2 separate regions of the Homo sapiens genome follow, and region 1 is linked to region 2. Evidence: chromatin loops called from intact Hi-C (ENCODE). Cell type or tissue: gastrocnemius medialis. All regions are shown on one strand. Each heading gives the region's core, and the rest is flanking DNA. Links, peaks and the distances in the headings are about the cores only.

Evidence for each region. A loop is a pair of places that touch in the nucleus more often than their neighbours do. Peaks named below come from ENCODE experiments on the same cell type or tissue, not always from the same donor. Only the 100,000 strongest peaks of a DNase experiment are listed, where the experiment ranks them.
Region 1: it touches region 2 in a loop (27-fold over the local background); 2 of 110 quality-filtered maps call a loop at or near these places.

The regions. Positions count from the first base shown.
Region 1 is chr10:104,272,114-104,280,451 of GRCh38, forward strand. It overlaps GSTO2 (glutathione S-transferase omega 2), which reads left to right. Exons shown (of 7, transcript NM_183239.2): 2 at 2,572-2,836; 3 at 3,113-3,221; 4 at 5,781-6,003; 5 at 7,257-7,358. The coding sequence starts at 2,803. Among named protein-coding and RNA genes, the nearest start is that of GSTO2, 7.1 kb to the left of the region's middle. In gastrocnemius medialis, for the core only: a CTCF peak has its summit at 2,756; no DNase peak of the experiment used is centred there; H3K27me3 peaks cover 723 bases.
Region 2 is chr10:104,205,343-104,213,680 of GRCh38, forward strand. CFAP43 (cilia and flagella associated protein 43) reads right to left here. Exons shown (of 38, transcript NM_025145.7): 5 at 6,665-6,815; 6 at 2,323-2,482; 7 at 621-688. Among named protein-coding and RNA genes, the nearest start is that of MIR609, 9.4 kb to the right of the region's middle. In gastrocnemius medialis, for the core only: a CTCF peak has its summit at 4,457; no DNase peak of the experiment used is centred there; H3K27ac peaks cover 286 bases.

The DNA.
Region 1 (8,338 bases), core at 252-8,251, 67 kb after region 2:
CTCTCTGATTGGAATATTGATAGTGGAAGAGACTGTGCATGTGCGGGGGCACAGGGTATATGGGAAATGTGTATTTTCTGCTCAATTTTGCTGTGAATCTAAAACTTTTTTTTAAAAAAAGGCTATTAAAATACATATATGCAGTTCAAATTCAGTGTGTCCATAAATACAGCCACACCCATTTGTTTATTTATCATCGATGGCTGTTTTTACACTACAAGTGTAGAACTAAATAGTGGAGACCAGATGGCCTGAAAAGCCTGAAATATTTAATATATGTAAAAACATTTGCCAATCATTCAGTTCATGGCATCTGATAAAGACTAAGATACTGGTTGAGATTGTTGCCGCTGGAGTCAAACTTCCAGGGTTCCTAGTCCTCCCTCTTTCACTTACTAGTTGAGAAGTGCTTAACTATGCTAGTCTCAGTTTACTCATCTTTTAAAGTGAATCAAAATAGAACAGTTATGGGACTTTTTTTTTTTTTTTTTTTTTTTTTTTTTTTTTTTTTTTTTTTTGAGACGGAGTCTCGCTCTGTCGCCCAGGCTGGAGTGCAGTGGCGCAGTCTCGGCTCACAGCAAGCTCCGCCTCCCGGGTTCACGCCGTTCTCCTGCCTCAGCCTCCTGAGTAGCTGGGACTACAGGCGCCTGCCACCGCGCCCGGCTAATTTTTGTGTTTTTAGTAGAGACGGGGTTTCACCACGTTAGCCAGGATGGCCTCAATCTCCTGACCTCGTGATCCGCCCGCCTCGGCCTCCCAAAGTGCTGGGATTACAGGCATGAGCCACCGCACCCGGCCCAGTTATTGGACTATTTTAAGAATTAACTGGGTCAATACACATGAAGCACCAAATATATATTAGTAATAATTTATTTTGATTTTGAGATTTTGCAACCCTCTTATGGCCTTTTTTAGGCTATGGATATATTTTTCTCAACTATCTTGAAATCTGCTTTTTTTATATGAGGGATGCATGTGTATGCCCAGAAGTCATCTTACCTACCAGGAGCTCTAAGATGACATGGTTGTGTTTCTTGCTTCTATTTTACCATCCAATTTGTCCTTCTTGATCAGAATTAGCTCCAAAGTAGTAGAAGTTACTCTGTTACTTTCTCTGTCTTCTTAAATGAAAAGTTGTCAGCGTAGCAAGCCGGGAACCAATATGTCTTCTCCAACACCAGATTTCTTGCTGACATATATGCATTTTATTTTCAGAGAACATTTATTCAAACATTTTTGCCATTCCCTGATTCTTATAAAATGTTAATACTTTCCATATTATTATCTAAGCTTATTTCACATGAAATCATTGAATGACAGCAAAAAATGTAGTTGAGTCACTATTCTGAAGATTTGCAAAGATTCTTATTCACTAGCAAAAAATGTTAACACTATTATTAACCAAGAAGTTCTGGATAGACTGGAATTCCAAAGGCCAAACAGTACCCAGTTATAAGCTACATAATTAGGCTCTGTCATTTTAATAAAAGATATTTAGATTCAAGTATTATTTGTTGAGCAGCCATTACGTGCTATATCTTTTCCTGGACTTAAAATCCTTTCCTCCTAACACTATTACCAGTTTTAAAGGTCAAGACAACGAGTCAAGCTTTGGACTTTTAAAGTTCTTCAACCCTACTAGCTGGTCACTTTGGGCAAATAATTTCATTTTTCTGAAGCTGTTTTCTGTTTTGAAAAGTAGAAATAATATGAGTTGCCTGACTGAGCAATTGTAGGAATCAAGGTAATCTATGGAAATAATTTAGTCAGTATGAGTGAGACACAGAAAATATTTTTCTTTCCTTCATGATCTGTTAATCCTACAAAATGCATTTACAAGCAATTCCCACATCAGCTCAATTCTGGAAAATTTAAGGAATTATTTTTTTACCTGCTGAAATTCAGGATCTCAGCTTATCAGCATCAGAGCCAAAGCCACGTCTATTATCTCACGTAAACAGAAAAGCTGTGCAAGTCGCCCCTATATGGCTGGGCTGTTGGCAATGTATCCTTGGCAACTAGTAAGAGTGTTCTCAAAAATTTATGCTGGGGAACGGGGGAAGCTCACAAATTGTTCTTTGCCTCCAGGTATCTTAATTTTATTCATTGCCAGTTTTTCAGAGCTTGGGTAAAATCTCACAAGTAGGGCCAGGACTGGGATGAGGCAACTGAGGTGTCTAGGGTGCAAAATGTGAGTTGTCTAGACACCAAAGTTGTCTAGGTGTCTAGGAGGCACTCACTCTCTGGGGTATGTGAGATTTCAACACCAATGACTTTTTCTTTCCTAGTTGCTGTATCATGAGAATGTTTGGCCTTATTATTTTTTAAAGCTGTACTTACTTACCAAAGAGTGGCCAGTTTAGTGATGCAAGAGATTCAGAATGGGAAAAAAAAAGTCAGCTTTACCCTAGTCAGTTTTGATTAAACTCCTTTGAAATCCATGTTGGAGTTTAAATGCCCATTCTTGAGGGATTCTTGATGTAGAGGAGGCCCCTCCAAAGCTTTAAGCACATGTCCAGAGCAAGGGGGAGCTTTTCTGGTGTTATTTTGTCTTGTTTTGTTTTTTGCCAGCTCCTACTCTCGGGCTTCCAAATCTGGGGCGATGTCTCCCCAGGTTAAATTACCCTAGCTCCTGCTCCAGATCGCTTCCCCGTGCCCCGCCAGAGCCCAGTAGTTCAAAAATTAAATTTGGGGCAAGGGGTGCGCGCCAGAGCGCAGCTGTTTCTGGAGCCTGCGGCAGCGGTGGCGAGCCACAGGGCGGCGACCGTGAGCTCCGGGAGCTGCGCAAACCACCTGGAGACCATGTCTGGGGATGCGACCAGGACCCTGGGGAAAGGTGAGTGCTCTCCATGGGGTCCGCGAGCTGGGGGCGCCGCGTGACAGAAAATGTTGGCTTCGGCGGAGCTGCCTGGCCTTGGCCTGCAGACCGGCGGGGCAGGAAGGGACTTGGAGGGCTCTCCTGAAGAAAAGCCACATGCAGCACTGCCCTCTCTGGGACTTGGGAGTTGGAGCTCCCACAGCCATCTTGGGATCTGGGCAAGTGAGCGAGCTCCTTCCTCACCGGGCTGACTAGCCTCTCCTTTCCCTGTCCCCCTCCATCGCTGCTCTGCAGGAAGCCAGCCCCCAGGGCCAGTCCCGGAGGGGCTGATCCGCATCTACAGCATGAGGTTCTGCCCCTATTCTCACAGGACCCGCCTCGTCCTCAAGGCCAAAGACATCAGGTGAGAAGCGGGAACCCAGAGCCCCCGAGCAAACCCAGCGCCTCACAGGAGCCCGGGAATGTTTAACATCTGGGGCGCCCTGCTCAGCTTTTACAAGGGGCTCCCTGTCCCTTTTTTCGGAGGCAAAGTCAACAAATAGCAAAGGGCGAGCTTTTTTTTAGCGGGCCCTACTGAAATGCGGAGCCCTTTTCCGAGTCACGCCTATGCATGAAACTTCTAGCCCAGCGCAGAGTAATGTGAATGATGGGGCTGGTGAACTGGTTCCCTCCCAGAATGTTTAAGGGCACAGCCAACACTACTGAGGCCTTACCTGACTGCTCCACAGAGGTAGTTCCCCCACCACACCCCAGGCATCTTAGGTCACTGTTTCCTTTCTTTATTGAACTTACTGCATCCAGCATTTTCTTATTTGTTCATCCATCTCCCCTCCCCAGTCCCCTTCACCCATGTGCGTTCTCGAGGGTAGGAACTCTGTCTCTTTTATTCATGAGCTAGGAGAGAGCCTGTCACATAGTGGATGCTCAAAAAACATCTGTTAAATGAATGAACAAATCTTTCCAAACAATGAAATAGAAGGAATTGCTATCAAGAGGTGTCTGGAAGTTTTCAAGACACCTTGAAAACTTGAGAAATGGGTACAGATGCTTCCAAAAGGAAGTTTGCAAAACCAGCTCCTGCAGGTCTGGATTTGGAGGGCAGAGCAGCTTTGCTGGGATGTGGACTGCATAATGCAGCTGGCCTCCAAGCTAGAGTGTTGAGAATATGTCACTCCAGGCTCCCGACTCTTGTCTCGGAGAGTCCATCACAAGGGGGTGACTTCAGAGTTTCAGACTCATGTCAGAGAGATACAAAGACTAATACAGAGATGTTTTAAATAAAATTATGTAAATCTGCCTTGTTGAGTATATAGGGCCTGTATTTCCACATTCTTCCCTTTTGCTCAAATTAAGCTGACCTTAAGGTTACCTGTTTTTTGAGGAAAATAACAACAACTGGATGTTTTGCCCATTTGGTGATAAATTATCAGCTTAGGAGCTGATGTATTTCCTTAGGTCAGCGTTTCTCAAACTTGGCACTGTTGACAGTTTAGGCCAGATAATTCTTTGTTGGAGAGGTGGGATAGAAGCTGTCCTGTCCATCACTGGATGTTTAGCAGTATCCTTGGTCTCTACCCATTCAATGACAGTAGAGTCCCCCTTCCCTATGCACTACCTTCAGTTGTGACAACAAAACCATGTCTCCAGACATAGTGATATGTCCCTTGGGAAGGAGGCCAAAAATCACTTCTAGTCGAGACCCATTGCTTTAGGTTGAGACCCACTGCTTTAGGTCTTGCTATGTGGCCTATGCTGGTCTCGAAATCTTGGGCTCAAGCAATCCTCCCACCCTGGCCTCTCAAAGTGCTGAGATTACAGGTGTGAGCCACCTCATCCAGCCTCTGCTGTAGGTTTAAGACAATCTCCTAGACTAAGCAATGAACGTTCCCATTTGTTTCCTTTCATGTTTTTAAACATACGTTCATGCTTCTGGTAACTATATAGTTATCTAAATAATAATTGTATTATGTGAACATTAAATAATAATAGTATTATTTGAACATCTAATAATTAGAAGAAGAATTAAAAAAGTTATTGCATGCTTATGTGCCAGGCACTGTCCTAAACACTTTATACATATCCCCACCACAGTACCAAGAGATGGGTGTAATTATTAGCCCCATTTTATAATTAAGGACACTGAGCACAGAGAGGTTAGGAATTCGGTTAAGGTCCCAAGCTAGACCGTTTATTCTGATGCCAAAACTCATACTCTTAATTGTTAACATTTACCATATTCTGTTGTGACCTGTTAATACCAGATTTGTATTTTCAAGCTGTAGAATGTACTAAACTCTCTAATGCCATGGTTAAGTGTGTGAGCTCTGAGTCTGTCTGCCTGGCTGTGATCTTGGCTCTACTACTTTTTTTTTTTTTTAGATGGAGTTTCTTGCCCAGGCTGGAGTACAGTGGTGTAATCTCAGCTCACTGCAACCTCCACCTCCCGGGTTCAAGCAATTCTCCTGCCTCAGTCTCCCAAGTAGCTGGGGTTACAGGCGCCCGCCACCATGCCTGGCTACTTTTTTGTATTTTTTAGTAGAGATGGGGTTTTGCCATGTTGGCCAGGCAGGTCTTGAATTCCTGACCTCAGATGATCTGCCCGCCCCAGCCTCCCAAAGTGCTGGGATTACAGGTGTGAGGCACCGCGCCCGGCCAGCTCTACTACTTCTTAGTGGGTGGTATTGGGTGTGAGATTCAACCCCCTTGAGTCTTCTTTCCTATGAGGTGAGCCTACTTCAGGGGGAATTATGAGGAACAACTGAGATAAGGCATGGAAAACATCCGACACATCTTACTGCAGGAAGGAAGATGATGATGTTATGTATTTTATACAAAACTTAAACCTTAAAACACTAATTGCAAATTTTAACTTTTAAACTGATTGCTTCTGCTTTCAAGAAGAGTGCCTGCCTGCAGATGCCTCTCATTTTTGTTCTGTCTTGTTTTCCTTTTGCTTTTTAAGACATGAAGTGGTCAACATTAACCTGAGAAACAAGCCTGAATGGTACTATACAAAGCACCCTTTTGGCCACATTCCTGTCCTGGAGACCAGCCAATGTCAACTGATCTATGAATCTGTTATTGCTTGTGAGTACCTGGATGATGCTTATCCAGGAAGGAAGCTGTTTCCATATGACCCTTATGAACGAGCTCGCCAAAAGATGTTATTGGAGCTATTTTGTAAGGTATATTCAATTTAAAAAGTCACTCACACTGTATTTTACTTTGCATGTCTTTCCCAAACCTCAACCCATTTTAAAGCCAAATCATTGGTGAAACTGTTTTGTTTTGATACCATGTGATCCTCAGGAGATTAGCTAGCATGGAATTAGGGTAGAGCATGGCCACTGATATTAAAGGCTTAACTGCTAGGCGCTTCTCCATTTCAACTGGCAGGCTCAGGAGGTATGGTTATGACATGGCAATGACCGTGTAACTTGAAGCAGGAATACTGAAAGAACTGAAAACTGGTGATCCTTAAAGGGAGTATTTCTCCAGCTTCAGGTAAAAAGTAATGGAGTGCGAAGATTATGCATAGAAGGTGATGCTTTTTTATTATTTTTTTTTTGAGACGGAGTCTCGCTCTGTCACCCAGGCTGGAGTGCAGTGGCACCATCTCGGCTCACTGCAACCTCTGCCACCTGGGTTTAAGCAATTTTCCTGCCTCAGCCTCCTGAGTAGCTGGGATTACAGGCGCATGCCACCACACCCCCTAATTGTTGTATTTTTAGTAGAGATGGGGTTTCACCATATTGGCCAGGCTGGTCTTGAACTCCTGACCTCAAGTGATCTGCCTGCCTCGGCCTCCCAAAGTGCTAGGATTACAGACGTGAGCCACTGTGCCTGGCCAGTGATGCTCTTTAGAAGCATAAGAGTGCCTGCTGTCCAGGAAATGTGAAGAATAGATAAATGGTGGCAGCTTTGATAATGAAAGAAAAAAGAATGGAGAAATTTTAAGATGGTGTCTTTGAAAAGGAATTTTTAAAAACCTCAATGATATTAACAGCTGACATATATCGAACACTTATGATGTGCCAGGCACTGTCCTAGTTACTTTGTAGGAGCTAACTCATTTAATCCAACTGCCCTTTGAAGTGGGTACTGCTATCGTATCCATTTTTCAGATGAGAACACTGAGGCTTAGAGAGGTTGAGTGTCCCACCTAAGAATGTATAGCATGGAAGCAGCTGATCAAGTAAGGAGCACTGGAGAAACCCTCCTAAAGCACCCTGCTTTCCCAGGGTACTATAAGAAGTAGATTCCTACTGAGAACCGGAACCACAGAGAAAACCTAGTGCCTCTCACAGGGAGCTGGGGGGTCTGATGTGGGTGTTGCCCTGTTAGGCTGGAGTTATAAAGCTTCGCTGCCTTTTCAGGCAGAACAGGAACTGGAAGTTTCCACAGACTTCTCCACTGAGAACCTGTGTCCTCTGATTAGGTCCCACATTTGACCAAGGAGTGCCTGGTAGCGTTGAGATGTGGGAGAGAATGCACTAATCTGAAGGCAGCCCTGCGTCAGGAATTCAGCAACCTGGAAGAGGTACAAAAAGGGGTCCCTCTCCTGGTCAGCTACAGTGGAGGAAGCTAGGCAGGGTCGCTAACCTGGTCACTCTAACACCAGCTTTCACAGGCTTATTCTTTCTGCCTTTGATAAGTCAGACTTCTGATCATCTGATTGCATGTTTGCCCTCCTCTAACCTGGTCTAGAATTATTCTGGAAAATCTGATGAGGAGTTGGGGAGGACATGCCATGAATTGCTTCCTTTCCCAGAGTCACCCCATCTCCCTGAGTAGCTCTGCATGGCTTCTGTAGCTTCTGCCAATGAGGTCAAGGTCTGTAAAGGTTAGGGGTTGTGTTTGGCTGCTGAAGTCTAACTACTGTAAATTCATGTTGTAAGGGTTTACTCTCTCACATAACATTCTTTCTCACGTATTATAAGGGTTTATTCTCACACATACGGTGGCTCACACCTGTGATCCCAGCACTTGGGGAGGCTGAAGCAGGAGGATCACTTGAGCCTAGAAGTTTAAGACCAGCCTAGGCAACATAGCAAGACCCCTCCTCTACAAAAATAATTTTAAAAATTAGCCAGGCATAACGATGTATACCTGTAGTCCCAGCTACTTAGGAGGCTGAGGCAGGAGGATTGCTTGAGTCTGGGAGGTCAAAGCTGCAGTGAGCCATGATTGCACCACTGCACTCTAGCCTGGGTGACAGAGTAAGTAGGACTGACAAAAAAAAAAAAAAAAAAAAAAAAAAGCCAGAGGTAGGCAGTTCAGGCCTATCTTGATGGCTTCTTCATGACATTATCAGGAACTGAAGCTTTTTCTCTTTATGGGCTCTGTCATCCTTAGCACAACTTAGTACAAGGGTATCATCCTCAAAATAACAAGATAGCTGCTGTCACTGCAGCCATCACATCCAAGTTCCAGGCTCTGAAAAGGAGAATATAAAGAAAAAAATGGCAAATGGTCATACCCCTTTAAAGGGCTTTAAATCCTACCAGAAATTCTACTCAA
Region 2 (8,338 bases), core at 198-8,197:
AAGCCCTAACTCTTCCAATTACTTGCTGGTGAACTCTGTGAGATTAGATTCCTTGTCTGTAAAAGGAGGATGTCAATAGTTTCTATTTGATAAGGTTGTTGTAAGGACCTATAAGATAATACAAGTAAAGTACTTAGCTTGGTGCCTGGCACAAAGCAAGCACCAAGTAAATGGAGGCTATTAATACTGATTCGAATATCAACAATAACATTATGATACATGTAAGTTAAATGGGCATTCACAAGAGTCTAAGCTGCAGCTTAGACAAAGGATTCCAAATTCGTGTCTGATAAGCTAATACATTAAGTGTAGAAATGAGCATGGAATTGGGTTACAGATATTAGGTATTTTTTCATTGCGGAAGGGCAATGGATTTTTAAATTCTATTTGTGTTTGTTTGCAGTAATATATGGTAGTTCATTATATCGTCCCCTCTATTTTGTATAGATTTGAAGCTATTCATAATAAATCCTTTTTAATAGTACCCAAAGAGGAAACCATTTTAATTAATAATGTGACAGATCTGACATCCTAAAATATGGCTCATAATAGTAAATGGCAACAAATGGGAATTGTGAATTTTCTTTAAACCAATTAATTTGAAAAAAAGAATACATTACAATTCCAGAAGCCAGCACGCCCTCCTTCTGATATACCAAGGTTACTGGACTGATAAAATTTCTTCTGTCTTCTGGAAAAGAAAAACAAGGTAAAGCAGGTGACGTAATTAAAAGTACAATGTAACAATGAATAATAAAAGCTACTTTTACTGATGTAAATCTTATAAGTTGTTTTTGAATTCTCTATCATCAGATCTATGTAACTAACATAGATGCTAGATTAGAGAGAGGAGCAAGGCTGGAGGGTATAGTAGGAGTAAAGGGAAGAGAGAAAGGGAGTTGGGAGGGAAGTGAAACCTCATGGCCTCAGTTTTACAGGGAAAGTGAGTCAGAGAATAGGAAAAAAGGCAGATGAGGGACAATGCAATGGGGAAAACTTGCTGGAGGGGGTGGTATTTGAGCTGGGCATTGGCAGATTCAGAGACAGTAAGTGCCAAGGGAATGGGCTAGAGGCATGTCTGTGAAATGGTGAAAATAAATGACTGGCTCAGAAAACTCATACCAGGGCATAGTTGGAAATAATATTAATGGAGTAGGTAGGATCAGATTAGGGAGAGCGTGAAATCAAGGCAGAGCAGTTCTTGAGCTGGGTGTTAAAAGTGGCCTTCAAAGAGGCAATTTGACAGAGATAAACTGCATAGATTGGGTCAGATGTAGATTAAGGTCAGTGAAGTCCATCCTAAAGTTGTTACAGAAATCAAGGTGTGAAATAGTAAGAGCAATTGAAATAGAGAGTGCTTTGGACAGGTTTGAGGAGCTTGTCTTGGCAAGGCCCCCTCCTCCCAGGGTCTACATCTACTGCTCAATGAGTGGACAGTGGCTCCTGTGGCCCAGGCCCAACCATGGCCACAGCTGATAGGGTCAGGAATAGACACTATATCTAGGGCAGAATAGATCAGGTTATCTTTCAAATTCTAGCTGAGCAATATGGCAGGGTGTGGTGGCTCCTGCCTGTAATCCCAGCACTTTGGGAGGCCAAGGCAGGCAGATCACTTGAGGTCAGGAGTTCAAGATCAGCCGGGCCAACATGACGAAACCCCATCTCTACTAAAAATACAAAAATTAGCCAGGCGTGGTAGTGTGTGCCTATAATTCCAGGTACCTGGGAGGCTGAGACACGAGATCGCTTGAACCCAGGAGGCGGAGGTTGCAGTGAGCCAAGATTGCACCACTGCATCCTAGCCTGGGTGACAGAATGAGACTCTGTCTAAAAAAAAACCAAAAAAACAACACCTCTAACCGAGCAATAGAAAGGTAATTTTCAAGATGGCTTTTGGGCTTAACAGATGATCAGCCTGGAGAAAAGGGTTGGGGTGGGGGCAGGAAAGGGTATGATTAGCAGACTAAGCAGAATGGGCATATGTATAGAAAAGGATACAGCACAGTAGCCAAGAACTTGGACTCTGAGGTATTATTGCCTGGGTTCAGGTGTCAGCTCCACAGTTTACGTGGACTGGGCCATGTTTCCTAACATATCTCTTCTGTATCGTGGAGATTAAGGTGTCTCTCCTCATAATGTTGTTCTGAGGATTACATGAAATATGCATATAAAGTGATGGTAGAATGCCAACAGCACAGTAACAGCCAGAGGATTAAGAAGAAGGAGGATTCAAAGATGTCTCCAAGAAAGAGAAAAATAGGGAAAACCAAAAAAACCAACACCCATGGCTATACAGGAATATGAAGTAGGACAGTTTCTTACCCAATGGCGATTCCTCTTCTATCTTATTAAGTACAGTCACTTGCAAGGTGTCTCCATTAATCATTAAAAGATGACCCTCTTCACAGCCAATGTACAAGTCACTTGTTGGAGTCCAGCAATGCATAGTCGGGTGAAGCAAAGGATATAGATCATCTTTCGGCTTCAGGGAGAGAATAAAACCTTGTGTTAAGAAAACAATCACGGCTAAAAGCCTGAGAAATACTCACCAGAACAACTGACAAAAAGGAACCATACTTAACCCCATAGACGCAGAAAACATAGGAACATTGAGCATTCATCATAATAATTTTTTTTAAGGACAGACTGACTTTAATTTATTATTTGTACCTTTCATGCCCTCATAGCCTTAGATAGTTAGAAAATAAATAGTTGGGTAACAATCTGGTCACCCAGTGGATCAAGAAAAAGGCAAACCACCTTTCCCACTCCAAAAAATTAAACTGCTGCTGAATAGTGACACTTCTGTGGTGTCTGATTGAGATTTGACTCATAAGGAAGAGAGTTATTCACCGTTATCACCATTATTGAAAAGTTTCCTGAGTTTTTTTTATGACATCTAACCTTAAACTATAAATCACAAAGACAGACTTAACTGAAATGACAATAGGATCAAAATCTTAAACAAAACAACAACAAAACACCATGTCTCTCATTTGCACAATACCAGTGAATCTGTGTGTATAAAACAAAATGTGAAGATTAAAATTTGAAATTTTCTGGCCTTGGTATGTTAAACTAGTATTGTATGTGGCTTTTTTTTCTTTAAGACAAACCTGGGCTTGTCTTCCTATTACTTTTTCATCAATAAATATATTTGATGACATTTAAAAATGAATGTGAGTATATGGATTATGTAAGCAGAAACAATAGTTTATAATTCTGAGATATTTAAAAATAAAGGGTACCAGTAGTGTTTAGAAATGTTTGTTGATAATATCATCTCCTTTTTCAGTCCTCTAGAATCAGAAATCATTTTGATCACATGATGACAAAACATGAAAAATTGCAGTCCAATTTAATCCTGCTTTAGAAAATGTAAAAATCCATATATATTTCAAAATATTTGAGTCTCTAAAAGAGATTCCTATTTAGCAACATCTGTTTGAAAAAATTAAAAAGGTAGATGGAAAATAGAAATTAGACACTTGAGATTAAGTTCATGATCTTGGATCCAATTTCTGCCCAGATAACATCTGCCTTTGATTTCCCCCATGCTACGACTTAAAACTGGATACATTTCTAACGCCCTAAATAAGTTGTGTAATGTGACTCAGGGCTATTTAAAGTCCTGTAATGTACCCTTCTGGCATTAGCTATGAATAGATAATGGGATTATTTGATGTTTGTAATTTTTTAAAAGTCCACAACTTATCCATTTTTAAGACCTTATACAGATCGAGTCATTATTGATTCCCTTGCCATTGGTACCCAGGTCACAAGAAATGACATTGAAGGAGGGAATAGAATCAAGACATTTGAGATCTATTTTTGGTTATGCTTTCACTCATTGTACAGACATTAATTAATGTTTTAAACATTTTCCTCACTTTATTTTGCTACAAAATGAAAAAGTAAACTACTGGGAAAATGTCTAACTTAAATACAAAATATATGGCTTTATTAATAATCCATGAATGATTTAGGGTTGTCAAACTATAATATTACATTTCTGCTTTCAGAAAAATTTAAAATACACTGAGTGCACAAGTCCTAGGAAATAAAGATGTCTGCCCAGACAATATATCCACATAGCAAAACTGCAGGCGTACCCCTTAAATTTATACAAATAAAAAAGGTTTTAAAATAAAGATGTCTATTATGAGCATTTTAAAATAATAACTCCACATTTGAGTATTTAAAGAAGGCATTTCATAGCATTTCTCAAATGACAAGGACAATTGCCTGAATTTTAAATGTTTTATGCAGAGTTCGTTATGTTTGTACAAAATGTGAAATATAAGGGCTCCTACACATATTTTCTGCCCAGAAAAACCCAATTTGAGAGAGTAGAAATTTAGGGGCTCTGGCACCAAATACTAAACATAGAAAAATTTGAGTTGCAAACCTTGATGGCTGATCTCTTTGTTCTTCCTTTGCTGCCCCACTGTGGCTGAATGCAGTTATATCTCCAAGGCTGAGACCTGTGCTATAAAAGGAACTACAGTATCCACAGGGGATGGGTTCCAGGACCCCCCACTGATACCAAAATCTGTGGATGCTCCAGTTCCTTACATAAAATGGCATAGTATTTCCATATAACCTACATACATCCCCCTGTAAATTTTTTCTTTATTTTTAATTATTTTATTTTATTTTTTCTCCCATATACTTTTAAGTCATCTCTAGGTTACTTATAATACCTAATACAATGTAAATGTTTTATAAATAGTTGTTATACTATATTGTTTAGGAAATAACGAGAAGAAATAAAAGTGTGTATATATTCAGTACAGATGCAACCATACAACTTTTTTCTGAATATTTTTGATCTGCAGTGGGTTGAATACACAGAAGTGGAACCCACGAATGCAGGAGATTGACTATAATCTCTTTCCATAATTTAAAAAGGTGAATCATTGACATTCATTAGAGGAAATATTAAGGGCATGTAACCCTTTCTCTTGCTTGCCACAGAGATTTTTGAATGAACTAATCTTCACACTGAATTATTTTTATTTTAGTTTAGCTTAGTTTAGTTTTTGAGACGGAGTCTCGCTGTCACCCAGGCTGGAGTGCAATGGTGCAATCTTGGCTCACTGCAACCTCCGCCTCCCGGCTTCAAGTGATTCTCCCACCTCAGCCTCCCGAGTAGCTGGGATTGCAGGCATCTGCCATCATGCCCAGCTAATTTTTAACACAAGGGTAAAGCATAGCAGGTTCAAGAGGGCCAAAAAAGTGGAGCTTCTCCCTTCATCCCAAAGGTCTTGCAGGTGCTGCCCTCTGTTCCCTGCCTGTCTCTTGAATAGCACCCCACACCTCACTTCCACTTCATTTATCATGCTCCAGCCATATGCATCTTTTCTCAGTTCCTTACACATACCAAGTTCTCTTTTTCCCTTAGGGCCTTGCACATGCAGGTCCTTCCACGTGAAACACTCTTTTTTTTTTTTTTTTTTTTTTTTTGAGACGGAGTCTCGCTCTGTCGCCCAGGCTGGAGTGCAGTGGCGTGATCTCGACTCACTGCAAGTTCTGCCTCCCGGGTTCTCACCATTCTCCTGCCTCAGCCTCCCAAGTAGCTGGGATTACAGGCGTCCGCCACCATGCCCGGCTAATTTTTTTGTATTTTTAGTAGAGACGGGGTTTCACTGTGTTAACCAGGATGATCTCGATCTCCTGACCTCGTGATCCACCCGTCTCGGCCTCCCAAAGGAAACACTCTTTATCCTGCTTGTAACATGAGTAATGCCTCCTTGTCCTTCAAATCTTAGCTTAAGTGTCATCTCCCCAGAGGCCTTCCTTAACCAGCCCATCCCATCCTTGCTGCCCTGTCTCCATTTATTCTGTTGTAATAATTACCACATTTTGTAATGATTCAATATATCATTGCAAAATGTGATAATTATTACAAAAGAACAATACTCTTTACTTTTGTTGTTGTAGTTCTGTCTCCCTGACAAGAATGTAAGCTCCATGAGAATTACATGGAGCCTGCTTGGCCACCATGCGAATCCCATTGCTTAAAACAGTGTCTGCTCCATAGAAGAAACTTGATAAATCTCTGTTGAATGAATGAATGAATGAATGGGTGTGTAACACCTGGCAAACTCCCTTTTGAAACTTTCTTCTGCTGTTTCCTACGGCCTTGTTCCTCCCTCCCGGGTTTGCTCCTACTTCTGTGACTGCGCCTTCTCAGAATTCCTTTCGCCCCTGAGTTCAGCAGTCAGCTGGCTCTGGCTCTCTTTTCTTCCCTTGCACCCTTTCTCTCTTTGCTCATCACATCCCCTCAGTGCTCCCACCGTCCTATCTGTGAGAATGACACTGACAGTCCCACCTCTCCTCCCTAACACTAGGTCCACTTTCCCAACTTCTGCCCAGCATCTCCACCTAGGTGTCTTCCCTGCACCCCAAATTGAGTATGCCCAAAATGGAAATCACACCTGGGCCCCCTGTCTCTGTTAGCAATGCCGTCATCATCCCAGTCATCCAAACTCAAAACTCCAGAGTCTTCATCTCTCACAGTCTCTGTGGCTAATCTATATTAAAAACCAAGATGATCCTCTGTATCCTGCATTTCTCAAGGGATGGTTATGCCAATCAAATGAGATCAGGCTTCCTAGACCTCAACCCATTAGGCAAACAGGAAGAGGTGCCAGGTAATTACCCGGAAAGTCTCTGCCTCTTTGCCTACCAGCCCGGCAATGGCTGACAGTGGCAGCACGGGACCATAGATGAGATCTTTCGGCAACGACTGGGGGAAAACGACATCCGTTTCATTAAAAAATGACCCATCTTCTAGAGGTAATTTCACCGACCTGTAGACAAAAGAGGCATCAGAACAATGAGATGAACAGAAACTTCTTATTGATGCAACCACTGCATATCAGTTTAAGTGAGGTGGGGAGGTATTATAACTTGCAAAAATCAAATAAGAAGATAAAAGCCAAATGATAGATTTAAAAATATATAACAGGTTGTAAAAAGACAAGTTACACAGTTTTAAATTAAGTACTGAGGGATTATAAAAATTTTTGAAAGTTAATATCTAAAGCAGGAGTTGTAAATTTGAATACTGGATGAGGGTCGGGCAGGTGATATGTGACTGGTGAGGACAGTGGAAAATGGGAAAATATTTGTCCCTCCTCAAGGTGGCAGGGACCACTCAGTTCAAGCCAAGAGGGTTGTTGACATGTGAGAATTTTGATTCCAAAATTTCAAGAGAATACTATAACCTGGATATTTATGAGAAATCTCTTAAACTTTAAATGTTGGCAACTAATTCAAATGAAAAACACTGTAGACTAAAATAAATATATATTTAAACATATATTCAGGCTGTATTCAGCTACTTTTATAATCTCTGATATTGAGTTCATTTTCAAATTTATCATATATCTACTTTTAATTTATAATATGGTTATAAAGGTTAATTTAGAGAATTTGTGGTTTCATGCATTAAATTCAAAACTTCCTTGCCTAGATTTTATAAATGATAAACAATTTTGAAAAACAATCACATAAAAACAGCACCTACTACTCAAATGTAAGGCTGAAGTGTGTTTGAATCCTGCTTGCTTTGTGAACTAGGACAATCCACTCGTTTTATCTCCCATTTTATTTGCTTACAGAAAAGTCACAACTCAGTATTCAGAACTTGAGTAGAACGTTTGAGGGAGGCAAAGGGAGAAAAGGGTGTGATAAATTACTTGCCTGCCCTCACAAGGATCTGATAGAGATATCACCCACTTTTATTAAAAGGTGCAGTGTTGTCAACTCTCACTAGAGACAGATTTGGCTATTCAATGGGTTACTGTGAAAAAGAAGTTGAGACATAAAGAGCACTGAGCAGAAAGGCTTCTCTTAAGGCTCTCCATTTCAAAAGCTTTATTTACTAGCTTTAGATTCTCTTAAGGCGATTTATCAAAATTGCAATTTCAAGGGAATACTTTTGAGATCTCTTAAAAATCAAGAGATCCAACATCTCTTCAACTTTGACTTCATGGAGTACACTGAAAATGGTCAGCTCAGTAGCACCTTGAGTCTCCGAGCTCTTTCTCAACAAAAGCACCCATTATCACCACGGCATTTGTCACAGAATTTCTCTTTGACCCAGTTCTATTTAAACAGGTAACTCCCATGGCTCCACTATACACAACTACCCTTTTGCTTGCGGATAATGTGTCTGAATGTATAATCTGCATATTTTTTTTTTTAGATGGAATCTTGCTCTGTCCCTAGGCTGGAGTGTAGTGGCACGATCTCGGCTCACTGCAACCTCCACCTCTTGGGTTCAAGTGATTCTCCTGTCTCAGCCTCCCGAGTAGCTGGGACTACAAGC